Linked DNA regions of Homo sapiens: region 1 is linked to region 2. The links are chromatin loops, found by intact Hi-C in ENCODE. Cell type or tissue: mammary epithelial cell. All regions are shown on one strand. Links, peaks and the distances in the headings refer to the core of each region. The heading gives the core; the rest is flanking DNA. Region 1 overlaps LOC101927947 (a long non-coding RNA gene). Region 2 overlaps LOC101927947 (a long non-coding RNA gene).

Region 1 (8,337 bases), core at 107-8,106, 160 kb before region 2:
CTCTGTCGGTGTTGGTAGACAGGCCACCTTAACCTCCCTCAAAGGGGCAGTGGAGCAGGCTAATGAGTATCCTCTGCGAGCTTGAGAGGTGCACATGCATTCACTTAAAGCAAGGTGGGCCCCTGCCAATTTGTCCAGATTCACTGCCAGTTGGCAGTAAGATTGAATCCTGAGGAGAGACAGAGAGAGTGGAAGGCCTGGCCTGGGGTTCTGGCCTGACCAGCGAGCAGTAGCTTTCATGTATGGGGAGGCCACGTTTCAGCATAGATGGGCCGAGATGGGCCCAGTCTCTAGCAATTACCTTCATGGTTTTCTGCCAGAGGCTATTTTTTTCCAAGGGAAAACTTCCCATTTGTTTTTTGTATTTTTAAAGTGTGTGTGTGCGTGTTTGCTCTTTGTGCTAAGGGTACATGTTCAGCAGAAGGAATTGGCAGGAGCACACGCTCCCTCTCTCTCTCACTTTGCATGCTTGACCCTGAGACCTTGTGTTCTCCTGAAGCCTCTGCCACGCAATCTCTTCCATCTTCTTCCTGTCTGATGATTTCCCCTGGACTCTCCCATGGGCATTTTTATGTCAATAGATTGGAATGTTTCTCTCCTCACTGGGAAAAGCTCCTTTGGTCTCAGTGAACTCAGAGGTGGAGAAAGTCATAAGAATCAGGGAGCCTGCCCCAAATTGCCTCCTATGATAACTTTCCACAAAGACTGGAGGGGAGGCTTCAAACATCTTCCTGCAGTGTCCAGCAAGACAGCGAGGCAGACTCCCTTTCTCCTGCCAAAGCCACGTGGAGCCAGACAGAACCACAAGCATACCTGTGGTGCTTGGAGGCCCAAGTAGAAACTTGAATGCTCACGGCTGCATTGGCAGCTTCTACTTGCCTGCCTGGATCACCGTTCCTCATGAGAACTTGGAAAAGCAGGACTATCATTCTTGCTTGACAGACGAAGAAACCAAGCCTCAGGTAGGTAGTTAGTTTCCCAAAGTAACATATTGTAGTGGATGGCAGGGTGGATGTGACAGTCAGCTTTGTTTGACTTTCAACTGAGTGGCATTATAAGGTTGCACTGGTCACATGGGAGACCTGACCATCCTGGGGACCCTGAAACACCTAGGCCTAGCCAATCATTAAGGCAGTTCATACCCAAAGCAGGATAGTTGGTGATCTGATTTTAGGTGGCACCAGGAAACTCCAACACTACCCTTGTGAGGTTCCATAATTTAGTGTCATTCTTTGGTTAATGGATTGTCTGCAATTACAATGAAAATATCTTTGTGTCTATAATCATTTAAGCAGTCATTTCCATCTAAGTGTGAATTAATTTATTGTCTTATTCAATGTAACAGCTAGCTGAGGCTTGATTTTATTTTCCTTCATGCATTTATTCTTTCAATTGGTATGCATTTAATGACCATCTGAGGACAAGATACTATGTGAGTTCAAGGAGGAGTAAGACATGCACTCTGCCCTAAATGAACTTACAGGTTAAAAGGGAACTGAAGTCACCATAAAGCAGCATACAGTAAGTGACATAAGAACAGCACAAATAGAAAAAAATCAATTGAGGGCAGGAACTGAGGTGTTTAGGGAGCACCCACTGGGGGAACCAACATGTGGGATGAGTCTTTGTGAAGGATGGTCATGATTTCAACTAGAACCTGTAGTGTTACAGAAGGCAGGCAGAGAAGGGAGAGGAAGGCATTGCCGGAGGGAAGGCAAGGAGCAAAGACATGGGGTAAGAAACTGACATGTTTGTTTGGGGCATTCACATGGTTCCCTTTAACTTAAGTATAGGGTATGTGGAGGGGAGTAACAAGAGATAAAGATAAAAGGTGTTTTGAGGCCTATATTTAGAAGACTGTCAGTGCCAGGCTAAGGAGGATGGTGTCTTACCTGGTCGGCAGTGGGAGCCTTTGAAAGTGTGTGAACAGTAAAGCGCCAGGACTCCAACTGTGTGCTAGGAATCATGGGTCAGAGGTTCCTGGAGAATGTTTATTTCAAGCTGAAATAATCAAGGCCTGAGCTTAAATAATAGTGGTGAGAACTGCCAGGAGGGAATGGTGCAGAAGATAGCCCGATATTGTGATATAATACAAAAATATATCCTTGTCTTCAGCCCTGGCTCTAGTTCCTTACATGGAGCTCTTAAAACCTTTGGAATTCCCTGAACGATGGGATGAGAGGAGTGTGTTATTTTATTCGTAAGCCCCTTTCAACCACACATGAGTGGATGCTAGTGAGATGGCTGGGGGTTGGGGGACTCTAGATAGCTTCTGGCTGGGGGCTGGTTCCCAGGAAGACCAAGACAGGATAAAAGAGTTGGAACTTTCAACCTCACTTCCACCCCTCAACCTCTGAAGAAAGAAGAGGAGATACAGACTGAGTCAATTGCCAATGGCCAATGATTTAATCAGTTATGCCTATGTAATGAAACCTCCATAAAATCCCCAAACAATGGGATTTGAAGGGCTTCTTGGTCAGCAAACACATCAACGTGTGAAGAGGGCACAGAAGCTCCATGTCCTCACCCCCATCGCCGGCCCTATGCATCTCTTCCATTTGGTTTTTCCTGAGTTGTAGCTTTTATAATACATAAGCAATGGGAAGTAAACTGGTTTTCTGAGTTCTGTGAGCTGTTCTAGCAAACCATTGAAACTGAGGAAGGGGTTGTGGGAACCTCTGACTTTATGACTGTTTTATCAGAAGTATGGGTGGCTGGGACTTGTGATTGGTGTCTGAAGTGGGACAGTCTTGTGGGACTGAGGCCGTAACCTGTGGGGTCTGAATTAACTCTGGGTACCTAGTGTCAGAATGGAATTTAATCATTGGATACCCAGTTGGTGTCTGGAAAGCTGGAGAACTGGTTGTGGGTGTGGAAAAAAACTTACATATTTTGGTGTCAGGGTGTTGTGAGTAGAAACAGATCATGTCAACAGATGGGCTCTTTTTTTAAAAAAAATTTTTTTACATTTCTTTTTTTCCTTCTACATTTTTTCTCTTTAAGCTTTATTTTTGATACACAATAATTGTATATATTTATGGGGTACAGTGTGATGTTTTGTTACATGTATGCAATGTGCAATGATCAAATCAGCACAATTGGGATATCCATCACTTCAAATATTTATTATTTCTTTTGGTGAGAACATTCCAAATCTTCTTTTCTAGCTATGTAAAAATATACAGTAAATTACTGTGAACTATAGTCACCTTATTATGCTACTGAACACTAGATTATATTCCTTCTATAATATCTAAGTGTGTTTTCGTTCCCACTCCCCCTCCTCACTACCCTCTGAGCCTCTAATAACTATCATTCTATTTGCTATCTCCATGTGATTCATTTATTTAGACTCCATATATAAGTGAGAACATGTGACATTTGTCTTTCTGTGCTTGGCTTATTTTACTTAACACAATGTCCTCCAGTTCCATCCATGTTGTTGTGGATGGCAGGATTTTGTCCTTTTTTACAGCTAAATAGTATTCCATTGTGTATATATATGAGATTTTCTTTATGCATTCATCCTTTGATGGATACTTCAGTTGATTCCATATCTTGGCTATTGTGAAGAGTGCTGTGGTAAACGTGGGAGTGCAGATATTTCTTCAAAATATTTGACTTCCTTTCCTTTGGCTACATACACAGTAGTGGATTGCTGGATCATATAGTAGTTTATATTCTTAATTTTTTGAGGGAACACTATACTATTTTCTGTAATGACTGTATTAATTTACATTTCCACCAACAGTGTATAAGAATTCTCCTTTCCCCACGTCCTCACCATCATTGGTCTTTTTTTTTGTCTTTTTGATAATAGTCATTTTAACTGGAGTGAGATGATAGCAGATGGGCTCTTGTTTAAGAGTAGTTGTGGTATATAAGGGAGAGGGAGATGTTAAAGATGGCCAAGTGTCAAGTCTTGGTAAGTTGAAGGTGTGGAAGATTAAGAGGAAGCCCAGGAGAAAGAACTGCTGAGGGTGGGAATAGGAGGTGTGCCAATTTAGACATGTTGACTGGAGGTAGCCGCTGGCCTGCAGGCACAGCAGGGCCTCATATGTGGGGAGAGCGTTCAGTGAGCATGAGAGGGCGCTGACGGAAGAATCAAGGAGAGACCCATGGTCACAGGGAGGCAAAGGGATTCCAAATCTGTCTCATTCAAAAACATTTTCCTGTGTGAGGCCACTATTCTAAATCCTGAGATTCATACGAGCAAGGACAAGTCACTCTTCTCATGGAGCTTTCCTTCTTATACAGCAATTGGTAGGACCCAAGTCTTCTGCAGAGCCCTAAAGTGTAGCTTTCCTTCACTAGTTGTCATTCTCAATGTGGAAACATTCAGCCTCCACTCCATCACAACCTGAAGGAAGGGCTTCCAGCTCCTCAAGCAATCTGGACCCTTCCCTGTCAATCCCCTGGCACCTGGCCACCCATACACCACCACCCATCCCCCATCAGGAGTTTCTACTATTCTGACTTCTATCATCATAGATTTGTTCTGTCTGGTCTTGAACTTTCATATGAATGTAATCACACATTTTGGGAAGCCTTCATTTGTTCAATATTGTGTGGTTGAGTAGAGTTGTAGCTTTTTTTTAATATTCCTTTTTTTGGGGGTATTATTCCATTGCAAATACCCTACCTTCTATTTGTCGATTCTACTACTTGATGAAGATTTGGGTTGTTTTCAGTTTTGGACTATTATGAATAAATCTGTTATGAACCAGCTTGGGGAGCTGACCTAAAAAAGCAGTCACATCAAGTGATAGCAGGAGTGAGTACTCAGAAAAAAAGGGGGATGTAAGATACACTTTCAACTTTCCCAGTACTTAAAGCACAGCAGGCAACCGCCAGGGAGAACCACACTCAGCTTGAGCAACAACACCCTCCCTGGAGATATGTGATTAATACCCAACTGCTCTGGTAGCCCTTAGGGCACATGAGACCTGGGATAGGGTGAGTTTTGTGTGGCGATTGGGAGGAGGGAAGTGAGGAGATCAGCTTGAGCTGTGAAAGGGCCTGGTGGGCCCATTCCTCAGGTGTATTTCTTGGTCTGGCATGGATTTCTGCCCTTGATCTCTGGCTCTGGAGGTGACTGGGATAATTGAGGCCTTATGCCCCACTCCCCGAAGACTGGTTTTGGCACATATGCAACCTGCATTTTAATATTATTCCTTATGACTGGAAGCATTTGGAAGGAGTCCTTGCCCCTGGTTTTAAAAGGTGGCATTATTTTATGAACATTTAGACATTGATTAATAAAATTCCGAACCCATTAACTAATGGGGAAATGCCAAACTTTTTTGCGTATCCGAGAAAGTAAATGTAATAAAAACTATCCCAAAAGGTAAGTTAAATTATAGTCTTTGCTTTTTCTCTCCTGATAGTCCCACCAGATGTTTTTCAAATGCAGGACACAGGCCCTTTTTTCTGTTTTCTCCAGGGAAAGAAGACAGAAAGCTTGGCTCAGCTATGCTAACTTTCAGAAGGAGAAAAAAGCACCACGTTAGGACAGGGCCTGTTGGGACTCGCCGTGCTGCTGGTTCATAAATCTGAAGACAAGGAAACTAGACCTCCGTCAATTTCCAATCCCTTTTTCCTATTGACCCCCACCCACTCTTCCCAGATCACCATTGGGAATTTAGCTCTGATTTTGAATGCTGGGAACAGAGCTTGTGAAGACCCTGTAAGCCCTGGGAGGTTGAAAGGTGGCCATTTGGTTTCTTCTCTGTGGAGAAGGGCAGGGGCTCCCTGCCCAGGCAAGGCCTCCATTTGAGGACTCCCCTCGCAGGAGCCGAGCCCATGGCCGGATGGCTATGTGGTCACTGAAGACTGGAATCAGCACCTCTCCCCAAACAGCCTGCTCAGGGCTCTAAGTTCCTCTTGCAAATGGGGATCTTGATTTCTCCACCCTTCCTCAGCCCCAATCCAAGTTTTCTGAGTCTGGAAAGAAATAAAACAGCTATAAAGTTGAGGGACAGGATATGTCCAATCCTCATGGCCCTGCGGTCATATCCTCTGCTTTTGCCGTGATGAGCCATGGAAATGTTTATAACCTGGCTGCAGTTCCTGGGCCTTAGCTCCAAGAGCGGAGCTTCCTCTCCCTCCCACGGCTTCCCCACCTCCCTGCCTTCCCTGACTGATCTGAAAAGCCAACTTGTCATCCGAAATGAAATGCAGAAGTCAGGGATGCTTTTAAATTTCTCCCTAAGAGCAGCGTTCCCAAGTTCCCAAGCTTTCTCTCACATATTGCGCTGGAGCTGGGCTTCAGAACAGTTCAAAAGAAACGGGACGGTGGGCCTAGGAGTGCCGCTCCTTTCCTTCCACAGACCCCACTCCTCTCCAAGATGTTGGCATTGTCGCCAACACAACGTGGAAGCTAGGGGGCTGCGGGGGACCACCCTGTCCCGGGGAAAAGTCAAGCAGGATCTCTCACGGTTTTTGGTGTGGGAACGGTCTCTACATGGGAGGAGCTGATGGAGCATAAAGTTTCCATTTTTGTTCCTCCATATTTGTCTTCCCTTTGGGCAGTGCTTCCTATTCCTGCTGTCCTGAGAATCACTTGGGATGCCTAAACAATGATAACACGGCCGGGCGCGGTGGCTCACGCCTGTAATCCCAGCACTTTGGGAGGCCGAGGAGGGCGTATCACGAGGTCAGGAGATCGAGACCATCCTGGCTAACACGGTGAAACCCCGTCTCTACTAAAAATACAAAAAATTAGCTGGGCGTGGTGGCGGGCGCCAGTAGTCCCAGCTGCTGGGGAGGCTGAGGCAGGAGAATGGCGTGAACCTGGGCGCAGCTTGCAGTGAGCCGAGATCGGGCCACTGCACTCCAGCCTGGGCGACAGAACGAGACTCCATCTCAAAAAAACCAAACCAAACCAAACAAGCAAGCAAAAAAAAAAAAAAAAAAAAAAAAAAAAAAAAGAATGATAAAAACACATCAAGCACAAGAGCAGGTGAGGAACCTGGAGATGGCTGGCAGGATGATCTGGCTTAATTCAATTGGCTGGCCTGTTTGTGCTACTGTCTTGTTTTAGGGCATAATTACATCTTGTGTTAGCTATAGCCACAAAAATATACAATTTAGGGGAAGAAGTGTTCCATTGAATCAAAAGATGGCAGGCAAACAAAGGATGGAAATGATATTCATGGATGGACTTTTCTTGGTCTTGAACTACAAGTGGTTTTGCAACCCATTCTTAATTCTTGGTTCTGAATGACTCCCCTCTTAACCTCCCCACGTGTGAGGATTTACTGGTGCCCTGATCCCATAACTTAATTTTTGTCCTCTCTTTTTCTTTTGGATTATGAATGTCTGCTGAAGTTAAGCTGCAATAACATAATTTGTCATTGTCTAACATGCAGTGTTATGTTTGAGCCTTTTGACTGAGCAGCATAAATTAGTGTCCTGTTTTATTAATGGTATAAATTCATAGGAGTAGGTTTATTTCAAGTGAGAGATAAGCTGCATAGCCAGGGAAAACTGAAAATGGCACTTGTAGAAAGAAGTTGCTTAATTTTCTGCCACTATCCCATTAGGCCAATCATCCCCTTTATAGGAATCTACCTACAGGCAATTTTCAAAGTCCTAAGCAAGAAACCCTATCATATTTTCCACTGTATTATAGACATTACTTTTCATTTCTGTAGTTCTTGGGGGCAGTGGATAAAATGGTCTTTCTTCACTCAGTATGTGGAGTGCTACAGTCTCCTCTTCTTGAAAGCCTCCACCTCTTACTCAGCCCTTCCTTCAACTCTACTGCCAAAGTTATTTCACACCCTGTGTTTGCTCAGTGCATTCAACCTGATCCCCATGCCTCAGAGGGCCTTCCAGTGGCTCTGCAAAAGAAGGCTTGGGGTCTCATCTTTTGCTCCAAAGTCTAACCCTTTTCTTACTAATGCTGCACAATGCCCTCTGCTTCTAGTCACATTTCCCCCAAAAGCCACACCCTAGTGTCTTGGTGTTCTAGTCATTCTTTCTTCATTCCCACAATATACAGAAATTCCCTTTTTTTAATGAGGCCCTTCCCAACTGCTTTGTAAAAGAACGGGTCTTGCTTCTGGAAGGTAAGCAACATGGCCCCTTTGCCACTCCATTGCCTCTTGCATAATAAAAATGACAATAATTGTCTCAATGGCTAACACTTACGTAGCACCAATTATGTGCCAGTCACAGTCCTAAGCATTTTATATGTCAACTGATTTAATCTTGGCAAAAGTCCTTTTAAGTGATGTGATGGTTAATTGTTTGTGTCCAATTAACTTGGCCAAGGTGCCCAGATATGTGGTCGAACATTTTACTGAATGTTTCTGTGAGGGTGTTTTTGGTTGA
Region 2 (8,337 bases), core at 261-8,260:
CGTTTATTGTTCTGGGCTCTGGTATACAGAGGTGCTCAGGAGCACAGCAACATCACTGGAAGCACTGATAGAAAGGACAAAAGGAAAGGTTCCTGTTCTTACTTAGAATTTCCAAAATGCCCTAGTTACTAAATATTCATCAATCCTCCTAAATTTGTTTGAACTTTCCCCAAAGTTTTTATCTTATGGTTATTTTAAAAGGATTAAACACCTATACATATACACAAGTCCCCAAACCTTACCTGAAACTGTTAGAGTGTCCTATTAATTCCCACTTAAAATAACTTTTCCCCTATTCTTTTTTTTTGGTGTAGGGGAAGGAGAGGTGGCAAGAGATTGAATGTTTAAGTTTCTCTAAGCCGTGTGCTGTTGCTCACCATATTAAGAGCATGTGTGCATTACTTCATAAACTATCAGATGACATGCAACTTTATTTATACTCAGTAAAAAAGAATAATGAGTTACGTAAAGTTATTTCTGACACCGGGCAAAATAACTCTGCAAAAAGGCACCATTCATGGGGGTCAGCCCAGCCTGGCTCAGGGGCCATCATCCACTAGCTCCAAACAAATTTAAGAAAGAATTACAGCTGTGGACACCATGTCACATGCCAAGGGTAATATGTACAAGTCATGATCAAGCATAATAACGAAAGCCCTTATGCCCTCTATTCTATTCCTCTCTGCAGATTAAGGGCCTCCAGGGTCAGGACCAACTGCCTAGGGAAGGCTTAGGAAGTCTGAGTTTGTGTATTCTCCAAATTTATGAAAGACAACATCACAGTGGCCATCAGTCTGGGGTTTGAAAATATCTAAACTGAAAAAGCTGAGATTTAGCCAAAGTATGAAGTACAATGGATCTCCTTATAATCTTTTTTGTTTGTTTGTTTATTTTGTTTTTTGCTTAATGACAACCTAGATGTAAGTCAAGAGGTAATTAAGTGAACACTTAAGTTTAGCTGATAAGGAGGGGCAAATACTGAGGTTCCTTTGTGGGATGTCATACCTTTGTATTTTTCTCAACCATCCTAAGAGAAACATAGAGTGTGTTTCTGCCAGGATCCGGGACCATCAGCATGTCAATTCTTCTGATCTGCAAATGTCTAATTTCTCTTAGCAGAAATGGTGTTTACGGGGAAAATATCATGTGTACAGCTAGTTGTTGCTTAGTTAAAATGAATTCTGGGAAACATACTTGGGGCTCCTAGGTATCATAAATACCTTATAAAGTAGCCCCAGAGTAGGCTTGCTAATTTAGAAATTTTGGAAATAAAAAGATTGAGATCTTGGAAAACTCCCACTTCATGTGATATCAGCAGGTTAAGTATGTGCTGTTAACTGCTGATAATTGGCATTTCATTACTGATGGAACTACTACAAACTGCCTACTGGGAGGGTGTGTAGAAACACCATGACCAAATCTAGCATGCACCAGTACTTATTTTTCCCTGAGCTCTATTAAGATGATTTATTACTAAATATTAAGATGATTTATTACTATTAAGATGATTTATTACTAAATAAAGGCACTAATTTCATGGGCTCATATGAACTTAAATTCACGTGTGTATGTGTCTCTCTGTGTGTGTATTTCTTTCTCTGTGTGTGTGTGTGTGTGTAACTAGAGAAAATTAAGCAAAGACATTTGATTAGCAAGTACAAAGAGGGAAAGAGGGAAGTTTAGTTTCTCCCAGTAAAATGATTATTTTTAAAGTTTCTGTACAATCAATAGGAAAAGAGGATGCGGGTGAAAGGGGAAAGTCACAGGTATTTATATCTAAATAGCTCTGTAGGTTTTAGAGAAGGTTAAAGAAGGTAAGGGTGGTGATGTGTTTATTGGAGGTGGGAAGGTGGAAGTTGGAGGAGTGTACATCAATGGGCCCTTTTTTGTTTAGTGTCCTGGGAAATGTGGCCATTTCTGAAAGTCACGTGAGTCAAATGGAAGAGATAATTTGAGAGCTCTGATATTGCTGGTATACAGGAAATAAGAAATAGGATGAGAATAAAAATATTGAGCTGTAATGAAGGCCCATGTGAGAGTGGAAATGACAAATGTACACTAGTGGCTAATTGTTACAATGTTGTCATTTTATTCAACTGAGCTCAACATGTCAGGAGCAGAAAAAATGAATGTGATAGGATTAAGTAAGGTGTATTAGTCTGTTCTCTCATTGCTATAAAGAAATACCCGAGACTGAGTAATTTGTAAAGAAACAAGGTTTAATTGGCTCACAATTCTGCAACTGTACAGGAAACATGATTCTGGCATTTGCTTGGCTTCTGGGGAGACCTCAGGAAACTTACAATCATGGTGGAAGGTGAAGGAGAGGCAAGCCTGTCTTACGTGGCAGAAACAGGAGGAAGAGAAAGCGGGAAATTCCTGGTTTCCCAGAAAGTCTCTGGCTCTAAATCATATTCAGTTTCAGCAGAATAGTTGTGTCTAACCTTTCCCACGCTGCTGCTACACACTTTTAAACAACCAGATCTCTTGAGAACTCACTCACCATACAGTACCAAGGGGAGCTGGTGCTAAGCCATTCATGAGAACTCCACCACCATGATCAAATCCCCTCCCGTGAGGCTCCTCCACCAGGGCTGAGAATTACAATTCAACATGAGATTTGGGTGGGAACAGAGATACAAACCACATCAGAAGGATTTGCTGGACCCAACACCCAGGAATCAGGAAGGTGGGAGACAAAGATGTTGCAAAGACATGGCTGAAATTATTGACTGTATGGTCCAAGCTGGGTGAGAAAATTGAAACCAAGAGGAATTTGAGAGGGTATAGGGAGGCATGATGAGAGTGGAAATGTCACAGTACAGACATAGTTAGAGTGTGAGAAGTGGAAGAATTAGAAGTAGAGATTGGAGAGTGAAATTTTGCTAAGAGAATATGCTAGGGTCTGAATGTTTGTGTCCCCTCAAAATTCGTGTGCTGAAAACCTAATCATCAAGGTGATGATATTAGAGGATGGGGTTCTTGGGAGGTGATTAGATCACGAGGGTGGGGCCTTCATGAATGGGGTTAGTGTCCTGACGAAAGAGGCCCCAGAGAGTTCCCTTGCTCCCTTTCACCATGTGAGGACACAGCTAAAAGGCATGACCTATGAGGCAAAAAGCAGGCCAATGGCAAACACGGAAACTGCTGGCACCTTAATCTTGGACATTATAGCCTCCAGAACTGTAAGAAATATTTCTCTTATTTACAACCTACCCAGTGTATAGTATTTTGTCATAGCAGTCTGAACTGACTTTGACAGACAATTCCTGGTAGTGGCTGGTATCTGGACTGTGGCCCTGGGAGTGGACTGATGTGTAAGAATGAAGGCAAAGTTCGATGATCTGTGAGGCTGGGAAGATACCCAAATCAACACATACATCGCCTCATGTAGGATACATTAAGACTCTGGTTGAAGAGAAAGTCTACATCAATTTAGACCACTTGGCCTCTGAAAAGATGTTGCCCTTGTTGATTTTCTGTGTATATATATATATTGCTGAGTCTTTGGTTGATAATGCTTTTTTTTTTTTTAATTCTCAAGAGTCAAAAAGTCCCCACAGAGAAGACCCACTTGCTAATCCTGAGCAGACCATGCAATGGAAGCATCTTGAGGCAGAGTGGTGAAGCTGAAAGCCCTGGACTAGGAACTGGAGCTGTAGAGTCCTGCTGTGGTTCTGCTGTTGACTTACTTGTTTAAATCAGAGATGAAATAACAACCTCTCTGGGCCTCTTATCTGTGAAATGAGAGGTTTGGCTAATGTGGTTTCCCAGGAATTTTCTGGCTCTAAGTTACATTCAATTTCAGCAGAATATTTGTTTCTAACCTTTCCCATGCTGCTGCTGAGTTGGCCTAATTGCTAGCCCTCCACTGATTTCATTCTGCCCCACCCCACCCTCAGATGACTCCTTCTTTCCACTTAGAGATAACAGCACCAATTAACTCAGGATAATTTCCCTCACTGCCAAAACTATTTCCAAAATGCAAACTTGTGGCTGCTGATTCATGCTGCTAGAGAAGCACTGTTTCTTTCTGACTGGCTTCACGTGTGTTGCCACTACAGGAAGAGACCAAGTCACTGGTAAAAAGCTAGGGTAACCAGGAGAAATGGCCCCTTCAGATGACACTGTGAGAGTCAACAAGGTAAGAAAGAGGAAGCTTTAAAATCACCACCATCATCATTTTTGAAATGTGGAAAGTTAGTTATGCATGGTGCTTGCCCTTGGGTACCTTAAAATTGAAAACATATAAGCAAAACACCATATATGGCCTGGCACAGTGACTCATGCCTATAAATCCCAGCACTTTGGAAGGTGGAGGTGGGTGGATGGCTTGAGCCCAGGAGTTTCAGATCAGCTTGTGCAATATGGTGAAAGCCTGTATCTGCCAAAAAAAAAAAAAAAAAAGAAAAGAAATACACAAAAATTAGCTGGGTGCAGTAGTGCATACCTGTAGTCCCAGCTACTCAGAAGGCTGAGGCAAGAAGAACGCTTGAGCCCAGGAGTTTGAGGATGCAGTGAGCCATGATTGCACCACTGCACTCCAGCCTAGGTGGCAGATCAAGACCCTGTCTCAAAAGAAAAAAAAAATATCAAAAACCAACAAAAACCAAAAACCATATAAACATCATCTTGTAAAGTAAATAAATATATAAGTGATTTAGGAGTCAACACATATTACTCAAGAGCACCCTATTGAGGCCCCAAGTCTCATTGACAAGATCTAATTGGAGTTTATATCTGTAAGGCCAACACTATGAGAATGAATGGGGTGATGAGCAGAAAAATAGTAGGGCTGGGGAGGGGACACAAAGAGAGACATTCTCAGCACAATGCCCAAAGGAGCTCCTTCTTTTACATGGCTAGATGACAAGAGGAAGTGATGAAGTCATAAAAGGAGTCAATGAGAGAGAAAGAAATGGGTGAGCGAAGTTCCTCAGTATCAAATAAAATGTAGTTCAAAGGAGGAGAGGCTGGTGTGAAGAGGAAAATGACAAAGGTGAGTCAAAAAAGCTAGGCCTGGAATAGGTTTTTGGAATTATCCATTATGAGGTCATTGACAACTTTGTCATAGGAGTTTCTGTGGAATTACAGGGCAGGATCCAGACAACATTAATTTACATAGCAAATGTTTGGAATGAAAGTGATGTTTCTAAGTCGAGACTATTCTTTCAGAAAAATTAACAGCAAAGTTTGGTACTCAAGGGGATAATAAAAACAAGGGAAAAATTTTGAGGAGGAATAAACCTTGGCCTGAGGTTAAAACAAAAAGGAAGAATTGATTGGAAGCAGGGCATTAACAACACATAGAAGAAGAATGGCACAATGGATGAAGCAGAAACCAGAGAAAGGAGACGAGCTCACAATCCTGGGTGAAGGAATGAGGGGAAAGGAGGGTAAAGAGATTCTGAGTTTTCAAAAATAAAGGATATCAGCAGAGAGGCAGATATAAAGCTGGCCAGTAACTTTTATGTGGAGAGTTTCTTGAAGATTTCAAGCATAGGAAGAGGGGAGAAGAGCAGAGTGCTATGATCCAAGATCTAGGCTTAGAAAGTTCCAGAAAAAGAAGAATTAGAACAAGTAATTGGCTTATCTCCAAATATGCCCAAAGATGGGACCGAAGACATTGCCTCACCTGCATAACAGGGAACAATTTACTATAAAACTAGAAATGATTGGAGCAAAGGTTGATTCTCTCACCTCTTATTACTGTTGTCTCCATTTCTATTACTAACATGGAGGGGCAGGAAAAAAAAAAACAAAGAAAAATCATTGCTGATCCTAGTAAGGACTTCTGCACATATGTGACCAACTGCTCTGTAGAGTGTATATTTGACAACCCAGAGTTCTGCTGGTGTGGCATACAACCATTAAATTACCTAAAACTTCTTGTTAGCTAAAAAATAGTTTCTACTTATATCATTTGTAAGTATCCTCAGTATACTCTAATTTTTTGCTGACTGGAGACCTATTTTGGGAAATATATACAGGTCCACAGCTCCTTATCAAAACAGCACCTAAGTAAGGCTCAGCCTCTTCTACTGAGTTTCACACACTATAGTAGTGGTCAATAAGCTTTATTCTCAGATATACATTCAAAGGTTTTAAAGAAAAAATACATACTTTTTCATAAATTTTTAAGTTAACATCTAAAATTTTTCATTAACACTATAAATGATTACAAAGGATATCATTTTCCTGTGTGTTATAAATGAATGACATTGAAAAATAGAACCATTACTTCATTTTTTGAAAAGTACTAATGACATCAAAATACCATAGTGATCATTTAAAAACAAATTTTTGATTGACATATAACATTTAAAAATGTACCAAATTATGAGTGTACATCCCACTGGTTCCACAGAGTTAAGACACTCATGTAACCAGCAAACAGACAAACAGTTTAAGAAGTTCTTCTTCGCTCCTTCTAAGACAGTCCTTTGCCACAAAGGTAACCATTATTGGGACTTTAGTATCACAGATTAGTTTCCTGTTTTTAAACTCTATGTAAATGGGATTATATAGTAGTTATGCTTTTGAATATGGCTTCTTTTGCTCAGTATTAAGTTTATGGAATTTATTGTTGGGAGTAGAAATACGTCATTCTCCTTGCTGTGTTGTAGTCCTTAGTAGGAATATACTGCAATTTATTTATTACATTTTTAGTGTACATTTGAATTATTTTCAATTTGAGGCTATTATGGGCAGTGCTGCTGTACATATTTTTATTCATGCTTTTTTGTGATGTATGTAAACATTTATGTTAGTTGTATGTCTAACAGTGAAACTGTTGGAAGATTGGGTCATGCATATATTCAGCTTTTTTTATATATTGTCATATATTCAGACATTTTTCAGGGTATTTGTACCAAATTATCTTTTTATTAGAAGTATGTGAGAGTTTTAGCTGCTCTGCATCATTTGATAGTCTCTGTTTATTTTTCCTTTTACCTATTCTAGTGAGTATAAAATTTGAGCACTTTTCAAATTTTTTTGGTTCTTTGGATATCCTTTTTTTGTAAGTCTCTTTCCATTTTTCTATTGGGTTATTCTTTTTCTTATTGATCTGTTGGTACTCTCTGTATAGTCTCTATATAAGCTCTTTGATGTACATATTGCAAATATCCTATTTCATTCTTTGGCTTTCAATTTTACTAGTGGTGTCTTTTATATGCAAGTTATTAATTTTAATGTGTACCAATTTTTAACTATTTTCCTGTATGGTTAGTACCTTTTATATCCTGTATAAGAAATTTCTGCCAACTCAAGATTATGAAAATGTTCTTGCAAGTACTCCTCTAGAGGTTATATTATTTCAGCATTCACATAAATATAAATATAATCTCAATATGATATAATATAAAATTACTACTGTATTACATAATTAATTAGGTAAAAATCAATTTGAATTGACTTTTGTGTACTGTGTGAGGCAGAAGTAAAAGTAATTCTCCCCTGCTTCATAGCCAATTGACCCAAGAATATTTACTAAAATGGCATATATTTCCACAACACTGCAAGGCCATCTTTGTTATAAATTAGGCAACCTTATATTTGTGGTTATGTTTCTATTTGGCTATCTTCACCATGAGAATTTGATTTGGTCCCTGGCAGTAAAACCCACAAAACTGAGTCCCCAGAAGTTCACCCACTCTTAAGCTAGTCCACAGGCATACTGTAGCAGTTCCTCAACAATTAAGTGTTCCTACAGTTTATGGCTCCAAGTGGCTTCTGCTTAAGGTGAGCTGATCTCAACTGTGATTCTCTGTATTCACTTATCTCTTCAAATTTCACAGTAGCAGTTTGTCTTGCAACCTCAGTTTTTTGATGGATCTAAGAAAAGTCATTTATTTTCAGTTTGTTTAGTGTTTTTTTGTAGTTGTTGCAAGGATGGAAGCGACAACTTCTAGGCTCTTGTTGAAAGTGAAACAAGAAGTCATCCTATCTTTTTAATGTCTAAAAAAATCAGTGGTAATATCCCATTTTTTACTCATGATATTGGTAATATATGACTTTCCCCTCCCCTCCCCTCCCCTCCCCTCGCCTCCCCTCCCCTCCCCTCGCCTCCCCTCCCCTCGCCTCCCCTCCCCTCCCCTTGCCTCCCCTCCCCCTCCCCTCCCCCACCCTTCCCCGCCCTTCCCCGCCCTTCCCTTCTTCCTTCTTTTCTTTTTACTTTGTTTTTTTTTTTTTTTTTTTTTCCAGAATCTTGCTCTATTGCCCAGGCTGGAGTGCAGTGATGCGATCTCGGCTCCCTGCAACCTCTGCCTCCCGGGTTCAAGCAATTCCCTTGCCTCAGCCTCCAGAGTAGCTGGGAATACAGGCATATACCACCAC

The links. A loop is a pair of places that touch in the nucleus more often than their neighbours do. Peaks named below come from ENCODE experiments on the same cell type or tissue, not always from the same donor. Only the 100,000 strongest peaks of a DNase experiment are listed, where the experiment ranks them.
Region 1: it touches region 2 in a loop (2.4-fold over the local background); 1 of 110 quality-filtered maps calls a loop at or near these places.

Annotation. Positions count from the first base shown.
Region 1 is chr4:154,004,500-154,012,836 of GRCh38, forward strand. All of the region lies in intron 8 of LOC101927947 (a long non-coding RNA gene), which reads left to right. Among named protein-coding and RNA genes, the nearest start is that of SFRP2, 220 kb to the left of the region's middle. In mammary epithelial cell, for the core only: a CTCF peak has its summit at 4,855; DNase peaks (open chromatin) are centred at 672, 812 and 4,912; H3K27ac peaks cover 2,415 bases.
Region 2 is chr4:154,161,434-154,169,770 of GRCh38, forward strand. All of the region lies in intron 10 of LOC101927947 (a long non-coding RNA gene), which reads left to right. Among named protein-coding and RNA genes, the nearest start is that of DCHS2, 330 kb to the right of the region's middle. In mammary epithelial cell, for the core only: no CTCF peak of the experiment used is centred there; DNase peaks (open chromatin) are centred at 3,968 and 4,298; H3K4me3 peaks cover 200 bases; H3K27ac peaks cover 1,764 bases.